2 separate regions of the Homo sapiens genome follow, and region 1 is linked to region 2. Evidence: read pairs that join two places in POLR2A ChIA-PET (ENCODE). Cell type or tissue: Panc1. All regions are shown on one strand. Links, peaks and the distances in the headings refer to the core of each region. The heading gives the core; the rest is flanking DNA.

Region 1 (9,331 bases), core at 1-8,000, 140 kb before region 2:
GTTGTTATTATTATGTTTACTTCATAGGGTTGTAGTGAAGATTAAATGAGAGGGCTAGGCATGGTGGCTCATGCTTGTAATACCAGCACTTTGGGAGGCTGAGGCAGGTGGATCATCTGAGGTTAGGAGTTCGAGACCAGCCTGGCCAACTTGGTGAAACCCTGTCTCTACTAAAAATACAAAAATTAGCTGGGCATGGTGGCAGATGCCTGTGATCCCAGCTACTCAGGAGGCTGAGGCAGGAGAATGGCATGAACCCAGGAGGTGGAGGTTGCAGTGAGCCGAGATGGTGCCATTGTGCTCCAGCCTGGGTGATAAGAGCGAAACTCCATCTCAAAATAAAAAGATTAAATGAGAGAATGTGTATAAACTCTTTCCTGCTACACCATAAGTATCCCATACTCTAAATGTTAGGAATAGAAATAAATGAAGGAAGGAAGGAAGGAAAAAGAGAGAGAGAAAGAGAAAGGAATGCCTCTGTGTATAGGAACTAGGAAAAAATGCTCAAGTCCCCTGAATAAGAGAGAAGTAACTCTTACACAGCCACTGCCATCTTCTCCCTGGTTTCTAAGCCTTTATTGTGAATTGGGAGGCCTTGATTCTAATCCCAGCTCTTCCATTAGCTGGTAATACACCCTTGCTCAGTCTCTGGGCTCCCATTCCTCATTTGTAAAAAGAAAGGGGCAAACTCCCTTCTATAGTATTTTCACTTTTAACATTTGATGGCTCTGTTCAAGAATGCACACAAACTTTTGGAGGTGTGGATATGTTTATGGCATTGACTGTGGTGAAGGCTTCACAAATATACAACTAATCAAGTTGTACACATTAAATATGTTCAGCTTTTTGTGTGTCAATTATACCTTAATAAAGTGTCTTTTAAATGCACAGAAAAATATGAACAGTTAGGTATATTAATAATTTTACAAATCAACTAACAAAATGCATTGCTGCAGCAGTTTCTAAGCAATATTCTATCACTGATAAATGCCCTATGTGGTGCTCAAAATGATGACATATCAGCTGTCCTCAGTCCTGTCAAATATCTTTGTGACACTATTAACAGCCCAGCAACCACACTGAGGCTGTAGCAATGTCAAGGTTGAAGAGGTCAAATTTCCAAACCCAGGATTATTTTGAAAGTTTCCCTAAGCCCAAGATACTCAGAAGAAAAACTTAGATCTATTTTCTTTCCAAAACATGGATCTCTCTGATTAATTCGTCCTTGTCCTCTCAACCTTCTGTGTTCATTCCATTTAGTCAACATATACTGAATATTTCCCATATACCAGACCCTGGCTAGACACTTAGGATAAAAACAAATACTAGGCCGGGCACGGTGGCTCATGCCTGTAATCCCAGCACTTTGGGAGGCCGAGGCGGGCAGATCACGAGGTTAGGAGATCGAGACCATCCAGGCCAACATGGTGAAACCCCGTCTCTATTAAAAATATTTTTAAAAAAAGTTAGCTGGGCATGCTGGCGGGCGCCTGTAGTCCCAGCTACTTAGGAGGCCGAGGCAGGAGAACCGCTCGAACCCGGGGGGTGGAGATTGCAGTGAGCTGACATCACGCCATTGCACTCCAGCCTGGGTGACAGAGCCAGACGCCGTCTCAAAAAAAAAAAAAAAATACTAGTACAATTCCTTCCCTCAGCTGTGTATTGTCTTTTAAAGGGAGATATCTGAAGACATATCAAATAAATGCAATAAAATGCTGTTAGGTTTGTGACAGAAGTCTGCATAGGGAACACTGGGGTGCCAAGGAAGAAGTGGTCAGTTCTCTCCCATGCCTATGTGGTGCTCTGCACGCTATTGGTGTCCCATATGTGTTGGATGAATGAATGAGCTTACAAATAGCTTGGAGTAGAAGATCTGAGTGGGTGGAATAGTAGGAAGGGAAAGAAACCTACCTGCCCCCAGCAATGCTATGAGACGAAAAACCAGCTAAATTAAAGGGAATAGGAATGGGGTTATACATCCCTGCAAACAACCCCTGGAAACTGACATATCTAATAGATATACCCTGAAGCTGGTACTCTCTTATTTTAATTTTTTTTTAAGTTAAATAAATGAGTCAGGGTTTCACTATGCTACCCAGGTTGGTCTCAAACTCCTGGGCTCAAGTGATCCTCCCGTCTCAGCTTCCCAAAGTGCTTGGATTACAGGCATAAGCCACCACTTCCTGCCTAGTATGTCTCAGACGTAAGCCACTACTCCCAGCCTAGTACTCTCTTCCTTTCTGATCTAACTCTTAGAAAATCCCAAGGCTAGATTTCCTGGCCAAAACAAGTTGAGCAGGGTAAGGACAAAGGGAGGGCTTTCTCCCACCCATATCAGAAGACTTGAATCCCTGCCTGCCCAGATCATTATATAGAAGGAAAAAAGTCATTTATATTATACTATATTATACTATACTATATTATATTGTATTATCCCTGCCTACCCAGATCACTATATAGAAGGGAAAATGTCATTGTGCTGATTTCCAAAGAAGCTGGGCAAGGATGAACCAAGCCTCTCCAATCTTCATATGATCAAAGGCCACATTGTGTCTTGTTGCACATAGGCTTCCCTCACTCTGCAGCGTAGGGTCTGATGCGCACAAAGGAAGATAAAATTATAGACTTCTCTGTCTGATGGCTCACAGACTTCACCAGACACAAAGAGTGTTGGATGAGAGTATGTGGGTAAAGCAGCAAAACCAGCCCAACCTAAGTAGAAGAACCCCCAAATTGTGCCCACTCAGGGAGGGTAAGGATTGATAGCTTCCTTTGAGATATAGTGTATTCCTTTCATTTATATTTTGGCTTGAGATGCTAAAATGCAAGGAGGAGTGGAATAGCTGTCAAATTTACTAATGGGATCCATCTTCATAACGCAGATCTTCAGAAAACTTCTTGCAGCATAATAATTCAACTCTCCTCAGAACTTTCCTTCATTTCTGCCCTCTTGGGGAAGGGAGCAAAGAAAACTAGGCATTTCCCATTCAGCCCTGTGTCCGTTTGATGCACTGAGATCCCCTGCCTGGTTAACTTCAGGTTTTTCCCATCAAAAATCTCAGAGAGAACCCCAAACATTAGCGGATGTTAACAGGCAGTCCACAGTTACTGCCACCCAACAATCTCCTTCTGCTGACCCCTGGCTCCAAACTGGATTCAGTCAATGCGCTTGACTTTTCCCACACTTCCTGCTTCCAGTCAAAGAAAATGCAGCAGAGCCTGTTTTCCAGTGTAAGCATGTAAATTCCACACTCATCAACTTCAGGCTTTTGCAGCTGTTGGCTTGAGCCCTGCTCAGGACACAGAGAGACAGAGACAATAGAATTTGTTTTGAAAATCTGTCCTTCGAGTTAAAAAGATGGTGTCACTAATTCTTGTCTGGAGGACCTGTAATTTCAATGTTTCTGCAGGACTAGAGAGAGAAGTCACGAAGACCCAGAACGCTTCTTTACCAGTGTGCCTTGGTAATCAGACTGAGAGCTTTTGCTAATGCTAGGTAATTCTATTTGGCTCAACAAACATGTGTTGAGTGCCTACTAAATGCCAGGCACTGTGACAGGTGCTGGCAATTATTGCTAACAGCCCGTGCTTGTGTAGTATTTGGCCAGGGTTAGAGATGCTGTTAGGTGGCTGGGGGAAAAAAAAGGACTGAAGGGAGAACTGAATTCATCATTATAGCTTATCCTCTTTCAGAAAGCTTCTTAACACTACTTCAGGTGAGAAACACAATCAGCAGCACAAAGAGGTCATGTCTCAGGATAACACATTTGCATCAAGTCAGCTACTTTGTCTCCACTTCTGAATAATGGCATAGTAGGCAGAGCTTGGCATCTGGAGTCAAAAGAGCTAGGCTCAGATTCCAACCTCTCCGTTTAGTTGTGTGAGCATGGGCAAGTCGCCTGACCTCCGAGCCTTGGTTTCCAATTATATGAATTCGAAATAAAAATACTTGCCCTGTCCGGATCACTTGAGGTCAGGAGTGTGAGAACAGCCTGGCCAACATGGTAAAACCCTGTCTCCACTAAGAATACAAAAATTAGCCAGGCATGGTGGCAGGCACCTGTAATCTCAGCTACTTGGGAGGCTGAGGCAGGAGAATTGCTTGAACCTGGGTGGGTAGAGGTTGCAGTGAGCCAAGATCATGCCACTGCACTCCAGCCTGGGCAACAGAACAAGACTCCACCTAAAAAAAAAAAAAAAAGTGCCCTGTCTACCTCATAGGTAGAAGAATCAAGTGAGATAATGTAATATGGACCAGTGATTCCCAAATTTAATGTACATATGAATCATCAGGGGATGTTGTTAAATTGCAGACTGTGAGTCAGTAAGTCTGGGTGGATCTGAGATTCTGCACTTCTTTTTTGTTTGTTTGTTTTTTTGAGATGAAGTCTCATTATGTTGCCCAGGCTGGAGTGTAGTGGTGCGATCACAGTTCATCGCAGTCTCGACATCCTAGGCTCAAGCAATCTTCCTGCCTCAACCTCCAGAGTAGCTAGGACTACAGGCCTGTGCCACCACATCCAGCTAATATTTTTAAATTATTATTTGTAGAGATGAGGTCTTGCTATGTTGCCAAGGCTGGTCTTGAATTCCTGGGCTCAAGTGATCCTCCCCGCTCAGCCTCCCAAAGTGATGGGATTACAGGCATGAGCCACCAAGCCCAGCGTGCAGGCCTAACAAGCTCCCAGGAGATGCTGCTAAGGATGGCCTGTGGATCACGCTTTGAGTAGCAAGCTATGGACTGTTCACTGGTCATATGAAAAAGATGATGACACTGATTAGGCCCACCAGCTAAGTAAACATCGAAAACTCATTCAGCCCCATGAAGTCACTAGAGCTGTGTTAAACAGCCAGTGTGGTCAACAGAAGAAATTTATGTCATGGTATTTGCTTATTTAGGTGAAACCATTAGAGAATAATACCAATCTATCCAAACACAGCAGCTAGGTCAAAAATTTTTCCTATCTCTTTCAGTTAAAAACATTTACCCTGGATGTAAAACATTGAGATAAAGATCAGACAGGCTTTGATCCTGCCAGATCATATCCATCCCACTGTAACTGTCTCCTGCCACATTCCCTTGGAATCTTAAAACTGTTAGAACAGATATGCTTGAGGGTGGAGACTGCAAATCCTCCCCTGCCCTGGGCCTTCTCCAAGTGTTTGAAGACAATTTTGAGGTCACTTCAACCTGCTTCTGGGCACTGAAACATCTTCCTCTTTCCCAAATGCCTTCAGAACAGGTTTCTTCACTTCCCGAATACAAATGACGACTTACTCACACCCATAGGAATATTAATTAGTTAACATTTGTATAACTCTTATGAACTCATGGGATTATCCTAACAATGTACAACCTAGAAGAAATGAGCTTAAATCTGTTTGTCCCAGTCGCCTGCAAAGAGATGATCCATTCCTTAGAGCCTGCATGGCCAGGCCTCCAAGGGCCAAGACAAAACATATAATTAAGGCAATTATTGAGATAAACGGGAGGGGGAAATACTATAATGCAACATCCCTGGATGGGAGGCAGGATTCTCAGATTTTGGTCTTATCTTTGCCATTGTCCTGCTGATCTGGGATGGGGCTCTCCACTTTGCTAAGTAGAATTTGCCTGCTTGTAATGTACATACCGCTCGTGTGGATGGAAAGAATGTGTGAGTCAAAGGCAATATGAAGTGAAGAAAAGTAGTAAAAAGCAAGAAAGTAAATAAAACACATAGTTTTTTTTTAAGTTAACATGCCCTAGTGGTTTTTACCTGTGTTTTTCAGACAGTTGTGAGTTTTCTGCTTGTCATTGGTCCTGGAGACTTGGGTTCAGCTGGAGTTAAGAGGAATCAAGGTTCTCATCAGAGTTCCCTGAAGTCTCTGCTCCCTCCAGAACTTCCCTGGAGAGCAGCCAGCACTGAGATCTCAGCTTCTGCTCCAAGCCCATAGCTGATGCAAAGCGGAGTCTTTCCTGAAGGAGGGCGGGGAGGAGTAAGTGGCGACAGTTTATCTGAAGCTGGCGCTGGGTTCATTAAGAGACCTGGTGCAGTTTATCTGCTTCTTGTCCACGGAGTCAGCTGCTCTGAACGCTGAGTCCAGGGCCTGTCACCATCCCAGCCCTGGTGGCGTCAGGTTGGAAGGGTGTAAAACAGAGCGTCCTCTCTCTCCCCCAACCTCAATCTCCCCTTGTCTCCAACTATCTGTCCTCAAGGGGTCAGATAGGAGCTGCAATTGTAGGAAAGAAGCTAGAAGCCCTCCTGTCAATGCTTTCTGCCCTGCAGACAGTGAGGTCCTCTGAACTGATTTGACTGCTCCCAGAAAGAAGCAGCCTAGAGCTCAGTGGAGGAGGTGGAGAGAAGAGACATGGACTTACCTTTATCAAAGCCGCCTTGCCTTGAATGTAGGTGACATGTATTTTAAGTGATGCCATTTGTCCTTGTCCATGTCACATTCTCACGATGGGGAATGGGATGAACTTCTGTATTCCAGAAGGGGAGGCCCAGGGATGGTAAGACTTTCTTAATATCCCACAGCAACTCAGTGAAAGCGTCAAGAATACAACACACACCTCCTGAGTCCTGGACCAGTCCTTCCTGGGCCCTGAAGTGAGGTCTTCAGTCCTTCTTCATGCCGTTCTCATGATCACAACCAGCTTTAAAAATGAAGATGTTCCAGACCGCTCCGCAGGATAGTCAGATGGTCAGGATGTATCACACTGTGCCATCCATGCTCTCTTGCCTGGTTCTCCAAGATCATCAGCACAACAGGTGTGTCTGCCTGGGCTTAAAGGCCCAGCCTGTGAACAGGGGAAAGATCCATTCTCTGGCCAGGCTCAGTATTCCTTCAGTTCAGGACAGGTCAGTGACTTATCCAAACAACTTAAGACACCTGTCTCAGGAGGGAGGTGGCACCTTCCTAGAGCATCAGTGCATCATTCAACTATTTGGAGTAGACTCCAATAACAGAGATGATCAACTTCCTACTCTATTGGAAGAGTACCACCACCATATCTACTATTGGAATTCATTTCCAAAGGGTTATTGACTTTTCCCAGGAAGGTGGGAGACAGCAAGTGGATTTAGCCAAGTAAAGGAGAAATGTTTTTTTAATGGAAATCTGCCTCTTCAAAACTCCAAAAGCTGTCAGCCCCAAACCCTCAAAGCCCATCTCCAAATTCAGCTTCTCTGAGGGTCCAATTCACACTTACCCTTTGCTATCTGCTTGATCCATGACCCCTTAGAGTTGCTGCCTCACTCCAGGTTCAAGCACCCAGGATGTCATCAAGCAAAAGCAGGTAGAGATCTCACACTGGTCTGTAAGCCCCCACAGCCCTCTTTTCCCCCAGGAGAGAAACCAGCCACAGTGCATGCCTACATTGGAGGGTAGACTTGTGGCTGAGGGAGAGTGAACAGTTTGGCCAGAAGGTGGCTGGGCTCAAAGCCTGCACTGGCAAAGACCTAGGAAGAGTAAGACTGTGAAGGGGGTCGCTGTGCCACTTTTTGAGTTTCTTGGCTGGAAGTGTTTGGGTTTTGTTTGTTTATTTTGTAGAAACGAGATCTCACTATGTTGCCCAGGCTGGTCTAGAACTCCTGGGCTCAAGCAATCCTCTCACCTTGGCCTCCCAAAGTGCTGGGATTACAGGCATGAGCCACCATGCCCAGCGTGGCTGGACATGTGGAAAACATTTATTGTTGCTAACTCAACAAGGAAATTTTAGAAGAAACTGAAGAAGCCTCCCTCAGAGGGCAATTGTTCCTTGCCTCAAGTTCATAACTGCTTGCCTCTCAAGGGGTAGAAAGGGGAGGAGTGGATGTGTCAGGATCCTGGACCTCTGTAAGTAGCAGGATTTGATGTTGTGAGACTGCATAAGGAAAGGGCTAGGGACAGTTTGACACTCGGTCCGCTGAGCAACTCTAAACTCAAACCGGAGTCCACAGAACTCTGTACCCTCAGACTCAGCTGCCCATGGTATGTCTCTCTACTAGAGCACAGTTGTTAAGGGTTTGGGGCCCTGGAGCCAGGCTATTCCACGTTTACATTTCAGCTTGTCATCTTACAAGCTGTATACTTAATCCCTCTAAGCCTCTATTTCCTCATCTGTTAAATGGATATAATAAGAGTATTTATTTCTTGGGATTAAATGAGATCAAGTTCTTAGCACAGGGCTTGGGTGCATGGTAAGCACCCCATAAATGTTGTTATCATTAACTTTATCTTTAGAGGCTTTTAGGGAGGGGGCTTCCTCACTCTCCACTTCCAAGTGCATCCTTCTAGAATGCTACTTCTGTCCCAGTGGGCCTTTCTCTTCGTCTATCCGTCCCCCTCCATCATAAAACAAGGTTTGTCTCTGATGCCCTCTGCCAAGCAGACACCCCTTCTCTCTTAATTCTCCAAAGGCAAGAAGGACAGATGAATTATTTGACTACCTGTTTCCAAAATCTGTAAATAGAGAAAGAGCGAAACACCCTGCACACCAGATAGCTGGAAAGCAAGTCTCACTTGACCCCTTGATATAAAACCTCAGCAGCCCTCACCCCATCCAGCCCTGCTGCCCCTGGTAACTGGGATGGGGGCTCAAGAGAGGTATGTAAAGCCCGTAAGTGGCTCTCCCCGGCTCTTTAGAAAGCTGCTTATCAGGGAATGAAACACTGGCCCAAGCTTGCCATGACAGCAGGAGCTGCCTGAGAAGAGAGGCTGAGATAAATGAAGTATCCTTCATCCCCATCAGTGTGGGCCAGACAGAAACCAGGTGCGAGGCAGTGAGCCTTCATCTTCTGTAAACAATCTTCCATCGCCCACTGCAGCAGCTTGAGCCTGAGATGAGGATTAGAAGAACAGCTTCTGCAGGCCTGGGGCCTCTCAGCTGGACAGAGAGTTAAAGGGCGCACAAGATAGCTCACTGCTGGGAAGGATGCTTGAGGAAACACAGCCATTCGTCACCAGGGGGTTTGCCTGACCTGGCAGGAGAGAATCTGATATCTAAACAGTTCCCTGCGTCCCTGAAGCACTCTGAAAGTTCTCCAGCTAAATATTTGATACTGCATCAGATAACAGCCCAAAGCTCTTCCCACTAGTTTGAGAAGGCTGCTGCTACAGAAGGGAGAGACCTAGCCAGTGCTGGGCTTGGCTGCAATCATGCAGGACTTAAGGTGGGGGCATCCTAGCTCCCACCTCAAATTTTTGGTGTCCTTTCACCTTGGCCAGGTTAGGGCCAATTAAGGGCAAAGAGGTTGCCCACCAAAAGTTAGTGCTCTATAAATCCATGAAGAGAAATGGAACCTAAATCCCTTTCAAAGGTAGTTCTCTTCTCCCCACCCCACTCCACCTGCCTCCCCTACTCCTT
Region 2 (8,000 bases), core at 1-8,000:
ATTCATTCCGAATCTTCGCAGAATAAGGACTGAGAGGCTAAGGACTGGGATTGGGACACAGAGAACAAATTTGCTTCCTCCTTCCTGACCTTCGGTCTGGGTCCTTGGCCCCCTAACGTGCCCGCTCCTCACCTCTGCCTCTCCAGACACCCGCCTGCTCACAGGTGCTCACGCTCACACCCGCACCCATCGCAAAAACGCAGCTGTGCAGGCCGAGGGCGGCGGCGGACTTACCTGGGCGGCGGCGGTGCCGGCAGTGCGCGGCCGTCGGAAGGTGCGGAGCCAGCGGCCGCGGCCCAGTCCAGGCTCCCTCCCGCCCTCGCCCAGAAGCGAGGGTCCGAGTGGCCACGTGTCCGGCAGGGAAGTCCGAGGTAGCGAGGGAGTCCACCTGGCCGCCCGCTCCCCCTCCCGGGTATAAATCTTGGGGACCGGAAATACAATAAAACTTCACCGTGTTGATGAACTTCAAACGGTTTACATCCCCTCCTGTCCTGAAAAGAAAGACGTCCGGGGGCGGATTAAAAGGAAGGGGAAACAAATTTACGAGCGGCAGAAGCACCCGCCTCGGCCCCTTTCTTTGCCCGCACACTTTGTCCGCGTGGAGAGAAGCAGCCCCAGCCCCCGGGACTTGGCCTCCGCCGAACCGGCCGCCAGGCGCGCTCTTCTCTCGGAGGAGTCGGCGCTGACCCAGCCCGCGCCCGGCAGAGACTGGAAGCCGCCGCCTACACGGAAAATCCACAGAGCCCCGCGCAGACCCTATGATCGGCTCGGCCCGCCGGGCTTGGGATGAGGCTCCCTGCTTCTCGCTAGAGCAGAACTGGGCTCCCTGGCGCTTCCTTGCGAAAGCCCAGGCTCTCCCAACCACGCCCGGTGGCCTCCATTTTTTGCATCTTTCCGCTGAAAGCGGGTTTTTTCTTTTTTCTTTTTTTTTGACAGAGTCCTGCTGTGTCACCCAGGCTGGAGTGCAGTGGCGCGATCTCGGCTCACTGCAACCTCCGCCTCCCGGTTCAAGCGATTCTCCTGCCTCAGCCTCCCGAGTAGCTGGAACTACAGGCGCCCGCCACCACGCCCGGCTAATTTTTGTATTTTTAGTAGAGACGGGGTTTCACAATATTGGCCAAGCTGATCTTGAACTCCTGACCTCGTGATCCACCCTCCTCGGCCTCCCAAAGTGCTGGGATTACAGGCGTAAGCCACCGCGCCCGACCCAAGGGTTTTTTGTTTTTGTTTTTTGTTTAACTTTACTTTTCTCTTTCCTTTTCCGTTTCTAGCGGCCAGACCTTTGCCCAGCCCTGCCCGTTTATTGCCGGGTACTTGCTGGAAGGGGACAGAAGATAAGACTCGGGGTGACTCCCAAGGCCTGAAGGGGGCTGATTGGGCCGGGGGCTCCCAGAGGATAAACCTAGGGGCCGGTCGGTCTTCCTCGGCGTGGAAGTGAGAGCCACGCGGCGTGGCGGAGCTCCACCACCGTCTCCTTATCTCTTTAAAGCCTCAAAATCAAACAAAACCACTACTACCCAGGCCTCAAGTTTCCACAGTTTTTGTCTGCTCTGGACCGTTTACTTTTTTTGAAAAAAGAGAACTTGGTGGAATCCAAATTCTCTACTAGGCCTCCGAACCAAAACGAAGGAAAATCCGTTTTCTTCTTGGGCTTCAGAGAACTGGGATCGAAGTGATTGACTTCCTGCTCCTTTTGTCTGCTCCAGGGGCCTGGTTAGGTGCCCTTCTGGATGGGAGAGCAAAAGGTTCTCCATCCTGCCTCACAGTTATTCACCTCCAAAACAGTTTTGAGACACAATGGATGGCTAAGATTAGCTCAGGCTCAGGCAGAGTGTTCAGGTACAGGAGTGAGGTCCAGCTGCAGGCCCAAGAGGGGGTTTAGTGCACTGAAGGCACCCACCTTCCCATAGATACACACATAGATAACCCCACTCCCCAACCCCAAGAAAAGGCACCAAAGTGCTGCTGGATATTTTAAAAATCTGATTAAAAAATAAACGGGCAGGGAAAATACTAGGCAGTATAGGTTTTGAATTTTCTGAAGGGTTAACTCTGCTGCAGGCAGTCCCACTCGGCCCCAGCTCTCCAGAGGTGGGTGGTGGTCTGGGGGCAGTGCCCTCTGGCCCCTTCCTAGCACCAAAAGGGAGGAATTGGGGAGCTCTTTAACAGCTGGAGGGCAGGAAGTATCTTATTTCTGGCCAACATTCATATTCCAGTATTTGCATGGGGAGGCCCCTCCAGCCTCCCTCATTTGCTCTTTATCATGTTATATTTTCATTCAAAATACTGAGATGGCAGCTACTGGCTGTCACTTCTTCTATTAGGATTTCCCTCTGGGAGGACGGCAGGACTGAGGGGCCAGCAGTTTCCAGACCATTCAAGAGTGTTATTACCCATCCCCTACCGGGCACCTGGTGGGGGCCGGTGTGCTGGCTCCCAGCCTACTGCTGGCCTGGGTCTCTGTGGCTCCCTGGCTGAGAAAAGGAGATGGAAACCTTTTATAGTCTTAGACTCTTTGGAAAAACTGAAGAGGCCATAGCCTTAGGATGATGCACCTGCACACCCATATGTTTTGCATACATTTCCAGGGGCTTTGTGGCTTCCCCCTACCCCCATCCCAAGAACCCAGGCCATGGATTCCAATTAAAAAAACAAAATTATCTGTATGGTGCCAAAGGACACCCCAAAGCCATTCCCATAGATACCAGCTGTGTCTTTCCGAGGGCTCCCCAAAGGATAAGTCAACTTTCAGAGGCTCAGCACAGACACCCATGGCCGGGGTGCTGGTGCCGCTCATACACTAACTAGCTGAGATGATGGTCACTCCGTGAGTAAAGGCCAGTTAGGCAACATTTCTTTTCACCCCCAAACGTTTTCCAAACACTTTTCCAAAAGCATGTTGACCTCCAAATTATTCAGAAAATTGATGGCCATGCTGGAGGGTTTAGAGGTAACTTCTCCCCACTCCCTTTCTTCCTTGAAGATAAAGCAGAGTTCTAGCGTAACTGGAGGGGGGCTAGACAATTTGGTTGGTGAGAGGAGGCAGTGTAGACACAGACGCAGAACACAAGTTCCTTAAAGAAACAAAAATTGAGACCCTTTTCCATTTTGTGAGAGTCACAAGAATAAATATTTCTGGGACTTCCTGGCCTGTCTCCCTTCACAGGGTTCATTACAGGCGGGGAGGGAGGAGACAGTCTCGGAGAATTCAGAGGTGCCAGAAGCCGAGTTCCTAGACCCCAGCTGGATTTTTTTTTTTTTTTTTTTTTTTTTTCCAATTTCTGGCGGCGGGCGGCTGGGGAAGCAGCTCTGTGGTCTCCCGGCGGGTGAGGCCGAGACAGAGACCAACCTCTAGGCGGCGCCCTGGCGTTGAGTCCGCGCTGAACAAGATTCTCTCGCAGCTCTGCGTCCCGCGCCGGGTGAAGGGGCGTGTTCCTGCAGGCGCTCGGGGCTCGGCCTGGAGCTGGCGGCCGGCACGTCGCCTTTGGCGCCCTCTGCCAACCAAGAGAAACACGGTTAAATGAGTGCGCTGGGACAGAAATCCACAGCTAATCAAGGCCCCATCCGCTCCCACCCCCTGGCCCTTACCTCCTAACTCCATCTCCGACGCTAGGGAGCCTTCCACAGCCCGAATCTCCTTTGATGTCCCCAGCAGCCGGCTAGAGGGCAGCGCCAGCATCTTTAAACCCCTCCCCCAGCTTGCAAAAGAAGACACTGAGGTCCGAAGGAATTAAGTGATTAGCCCAAGATCGGAGCAGCTATTAAAAGTGGTGAAGCAGGGCTGGAGGAGGAGCCCTCTATTCCAAGTGGAATGTTCTTTACCCCAAATTACCACGACCATTCACCCCCTCCAAACGTGTCTTTCTTGTAAGCAAAATTCATCTCCAGAAAGGCAGCTTTTTGGTGTTTTCTATGTTGGAAGTTTGGCGTTTCTTGGGTTTCAAATTTGGGGAGGCCCATAAGAAAACTAGAGGCGGATATAGGGACAGCCAGTACAGGATTCAAAGCCAGGGCAAATCCAGCCCCCTCTTCCAAGAAATGCCAACTCCTCACTTATGACGTCCCTAGCTGCATGACCCTGGCCAAGTGCCTTAGGCCCCGAGGTGCCCAGATGAAGACCTACTGGAAAGGGAAGTTGTGAAGTGTGAATGCTTTGTGAAAGAGACTCAACAACTAAGAGAAGCTGCCAGCAGCAGGACTGCTCCACAGCCCCCAAACGAGGGGGGTTAGGGCCAGTCAGGCCACTCTCCTTCTTGGCCCAAATAGGGCCTCTTTGTTAAATTCTTGTGGAGCAAGGAAAGAGAGGTCTTGTTCTGGAATGAGCCCCTCAGAAACGTCCAGGGCCTAGGAAGAGCAGGATAGGAGAAACCAGGGTCCCTCTTCCCCTTCCCCTGTGGCAGAGATGCCATTTTATACTGCAGAGCCCTCTGAGAGACATTTCTGCAAAGTTATTCCTAAAACAGAGGAGCCAGAGAATCACCTGCGGAGGAGGAAGGCAACAAGAGGAGGGACGGGCTGCTGGGACCAGGCAGCAAAGGACAGGCACCTACTATGGGGCAGACTATGATGGGGCGCCTGCTGGGGTCTACAGTCCCACAAGAGGTGCATTTCCCAGCCGGGCAGGAGCTCTTGAGGATGCCTAATTACCCAGCGCACATCTGGAGCAGCTGCACCCTCGGACACATTATTTCGCTCCAACCCCTATTTTCATTCTGGAGGCTGAGTCATAAAAGACTGTAGAGGCAGAATAAAGTCGGGTCTGTATGTGTCAGCATTCCTGTGTGTGAGTGTGTGTGTGAATATGTGCACGTCTGGGGTGACGTCTGTGCATCTCACTGTGATTGCCCAACGGATTCGCTAAAGTTAGGGAAAAAAATGGAGCAACATCAGGCGAATTCAACTGCGAACATACTGTCAGCCTCATTATCTGCCCATTTCAAGGGAAAGCATTTGGGTCTTGGAATTAGCCAGTTAATTGCCTCACTTCTTTGTTCACTTTAGGGCAGGAGGAATTATCTGCATCCTTTTAAAGCATCTATATTTCAAAACTTTAAGATCTCCGCATTCTCAATTTTCTTTATTTCTATCTTTATAACACTTGAGCACTCAGATCTGCCTGTATCTCTCTCTCTCTCTCTCACATACACACATACACACACACACACACGTGCTTCATGCTTGAAAAGTAACTCTTAGTATCTGCATCTGTAAAATCTGGTGTCTTAACTCTTAAAGTTGATGTAAGGATTAATTAATGTACTATGATGTACTATGTGTCTAGCATTTAGCACAATACCAGGTGCACAGGCAGCATTTAGTAAATAGTAACTATTAATAATAAGGAGGAGGACGAAGAGAAAAGAGGAGGGGGAAAGTGGTATGGGGGGTGGGGGTGAGTGGCAAGGAGGAAACCTGCTTTGTTCACAGAGAGCCAGCCTAGGACGGAGGGTGTGTGTCTCAGCTGTATATGTATAATGTATTCTTTTGACTTAGAGCAATGTCTATAAAAGTGAGGCCCCTTGGACCCCTTGGCCTGTAACTACCTCTTCAATAAGGTACAGAGAATTGGGGCAATTATCTGGCTCATTTCAGGTTCAAACTCCCTTTAGCCTGTAGTATCTGGATCTCATAGGGGAAAGGTCTGAGAAGTGGTGGCTTGTATTCCTTTGGCTTTTCAAGGAGTTATTTCCCTTTGCTGTGGTGAGCACGGTCCTGCCTTAGAAAATGGGTAGACAAGAAATAGGGGGCCACGAAGCTGGAATTAAACAAAACATCTAAGAAACGCTTGACAAAAATCAGGTCTTACCTACTTCCTGGGCAGCCAGGAGGAGGCCTTGAAGTTCTCCATACACTCGCCCCAGAGGACCACCACCCCACTAACAGAAGTCACAGCCTTTTGCCTGCTGGGGACTTTCATTCCACATTCAGCAATCATTTCCTGAGCGCCTACTATGTGCCCAGCACTGGGCTGAGCTCTGGGGCTTCAGCAGGGCTGCACCCCACCGGTTGGCAGTGCCGATGTGGCAGCCAGCAAGAGGTCTTGGCTCCTAGAAACAAGTCCAGGACACAAGAAGGAAGACAAGCCTGCTGGGCAAGAACTTCTGGCCAATAGCAGCACTGCCTTTTCAGGGCCAAGTCCTAGTGCAGGGGCGGAGCCAGAAGGTCGGGAGCACCCCCTTCTAATTGTCTATCAGAAAAAGGCCAACTCCATGGTGCAGATGGCCCAGTGCAGGGAGGGGTGGGGCAGGCAAAGAGATGGCTAGAGGCTCCTGACCCTCAGTTGGAAGTTTCTGAGAACACCAATTAGCTTTCTTTAATTAGTAAAGTAGGGAGCAAATGAGCATATATTTCTTCTGCTCTGATTAAAAGCATTTAGGTCAGGTTTTCACAGCCAAGATTATCCAGTTTAAGCTGTCCCAAGAAGAGAATTGTTTATTTTTTTCTTTGTATTTTCAGGCAGGGGTCTGAATACTATTAGCCAACCATTGGCTTCTTGTCACAGCCTCGAACTGCTGGGCAGGTGGGTGGTGGTTGTGCAGCACAGAGAGGGGCAACTAGAAATGAGTTGGAGTCTTTCCTGTGCCAAGTCACATTTGTTTGAAATGTATAGACAATTGAGGAGCAGCCAGGAGGGCTTGGGTTTGGAGTGTAAGTATGTATGGAGGGGGAGGGTACAATTAGCCAGATAATTTCCAGTTCTCCTAATTTGTCTTAACATAGTCCTTGAAAAAGGAAGTTTCTTTTTACTTCCCAGACCCCAAAGAAGCCTGATTTTTCTCCTGGGAGATCTAGCTTGGTCAATTCACACATGTGGGGAGATGGCCAGGAAACTTAATAGGCCGGGAAAGAAGAGCTAAGTCCTTCTTTACACTCTGTGTCTAAACAGGCCACAACACAAGAGGCTGGGCGTAATTAGGAGGTCCCCCAGGATAGTCAGGGGTCACATGCTGTTTATCTCTTACAAACAAGATTACTAAAATATTAGGGAGCAAATCCTTCCCCTTTAAGTTCAGCATTTGGTATTCCCCAGCCTCTAACCTTGGCTAAATCAGCCCCAAGTAGAGCTGGGTCCCTGAGGAAATGGAATAAGTGAGTCAATAAGGGACACAAAGGAACATTCTATTGCCCAGTCCCCATTTGCTTGACTTATAGGCAGCTTTAGTTAGGAGGCTGTTTCCAGATAGTCTTCCCTTCCAGGAGTTCTGGTATGGTTTTTAGTCCCTGGGAAGCTGCTTAAGCCTGATTTCCTTCCATTGCTGGTCCAACTGCTGGCCAGTCTAAGATCAGCTTTCCCCAGCAAAGCTCTTCCCACGTTCTCAGGCTCCCAGCTGCTGGGAAGGAAAGACTGACTCCCACTGGGAGCCCAGACCCTACAGGTAATGGTGGGGAGAGGACACTGCCACCGGAGTGTTTTTACAGGTGAAGGCTGGCCTGGCAAAATGGAGATGTCAGCCAAGAGAAAGGGTGAAGACCTACGTAAACTGACTATATTTGGCCTCGGCATTTCCCAGACACCAGCTCCTTTGATCTATCCAAATTGTAGTTGTTAACTTGGTGTCTGAGGAGTCTGAAACTCTCTGAAATTGTGGGATTTGGTGAGTACTACATACGCACATTTTTTTTCTGGGTAGAGGGGAATCAATATTGTTCATCAAAATTTAAATTATCATATCAGGGAGTGGCCCCAAAATGTTAAGAACCTCTCATCCACCATTCTTACACAACCAACCAAAAATGTAATGCAGAGGGAGGCATTGTAATATACTTGGGGATCTGACAAGACAAATTAAAAGGACAAACAATTTATTGTTCCACAAGGTTGAACAGATACTGTCACCTGGACTTCTTGGAACACCAGGAACCAGGTCACAGGTGCTGGGGACTCTTAGACTGAGACCAGTCAGGCCACAACACCCAATCACTACCTCCTCCATATTTGCCTGTGCAGACAAGGAGTATGCAAGGTCTCTGTGTCTCTAATTAAATTAATATGGAGCTTT

What was found. ChIA-PET counts read pairs that join two places held together with the same protein. Peaks named below come from ENCODE experiments on the same cell type or tissue, not always from the same donor. Only the 100,000 strongest peaks of a DNase experiment are listed, where the experiment ranks them.
Region 1: POLR2A ChIA-PET joins it to region 2 with 18 read pairs; 2 of 35 experiments call an interaction of 5 or more read pairs at or near these places.

Annotation. Positions count from the first base shown.
Region 1 is chr17:48,495,106-48,504,436 of GRCh38, forward strand. No RefSeq gene overlaps it. Among named protein-coding and RNA genes, the nearest start is that of HOXB1, 31 kb to the right of the region's middle. In Panc1, for the core only: a CTCF peak has its summit at 6,165; no DNase peak of the experiment used is centred there; H3K27ac peaks cover 3,047 bases.
Region 2 is chr17:48,633,280-48,641,279 of GRCh38, forward strand. It overlaps HOXB-AS4 (HOXB cluster antisense RNA 4), which reads left to right. Exons shown (of 2, transcript NR_046611.1): 2 at 1,272-1,653. LINC03057 (long intergenic non-protein coding RNA 3057) reads right to left here. Exons shown (of 2, transcript NR_186590.1): 2 at 1,525-3,494. Among named protein-coding and RNA genes, the nearest start is that of MIR196A1, 4.7 kb to the left of the region's middle. RefSeq lists an enhancer at 7,947-8,000. In Panc1, for the core only: CTCF peaks have their summits at 3,375 (motif pointing right) and 3,633; no DNase peak of the experiment used is centred there; H3K27ac peaks cover 536 bases.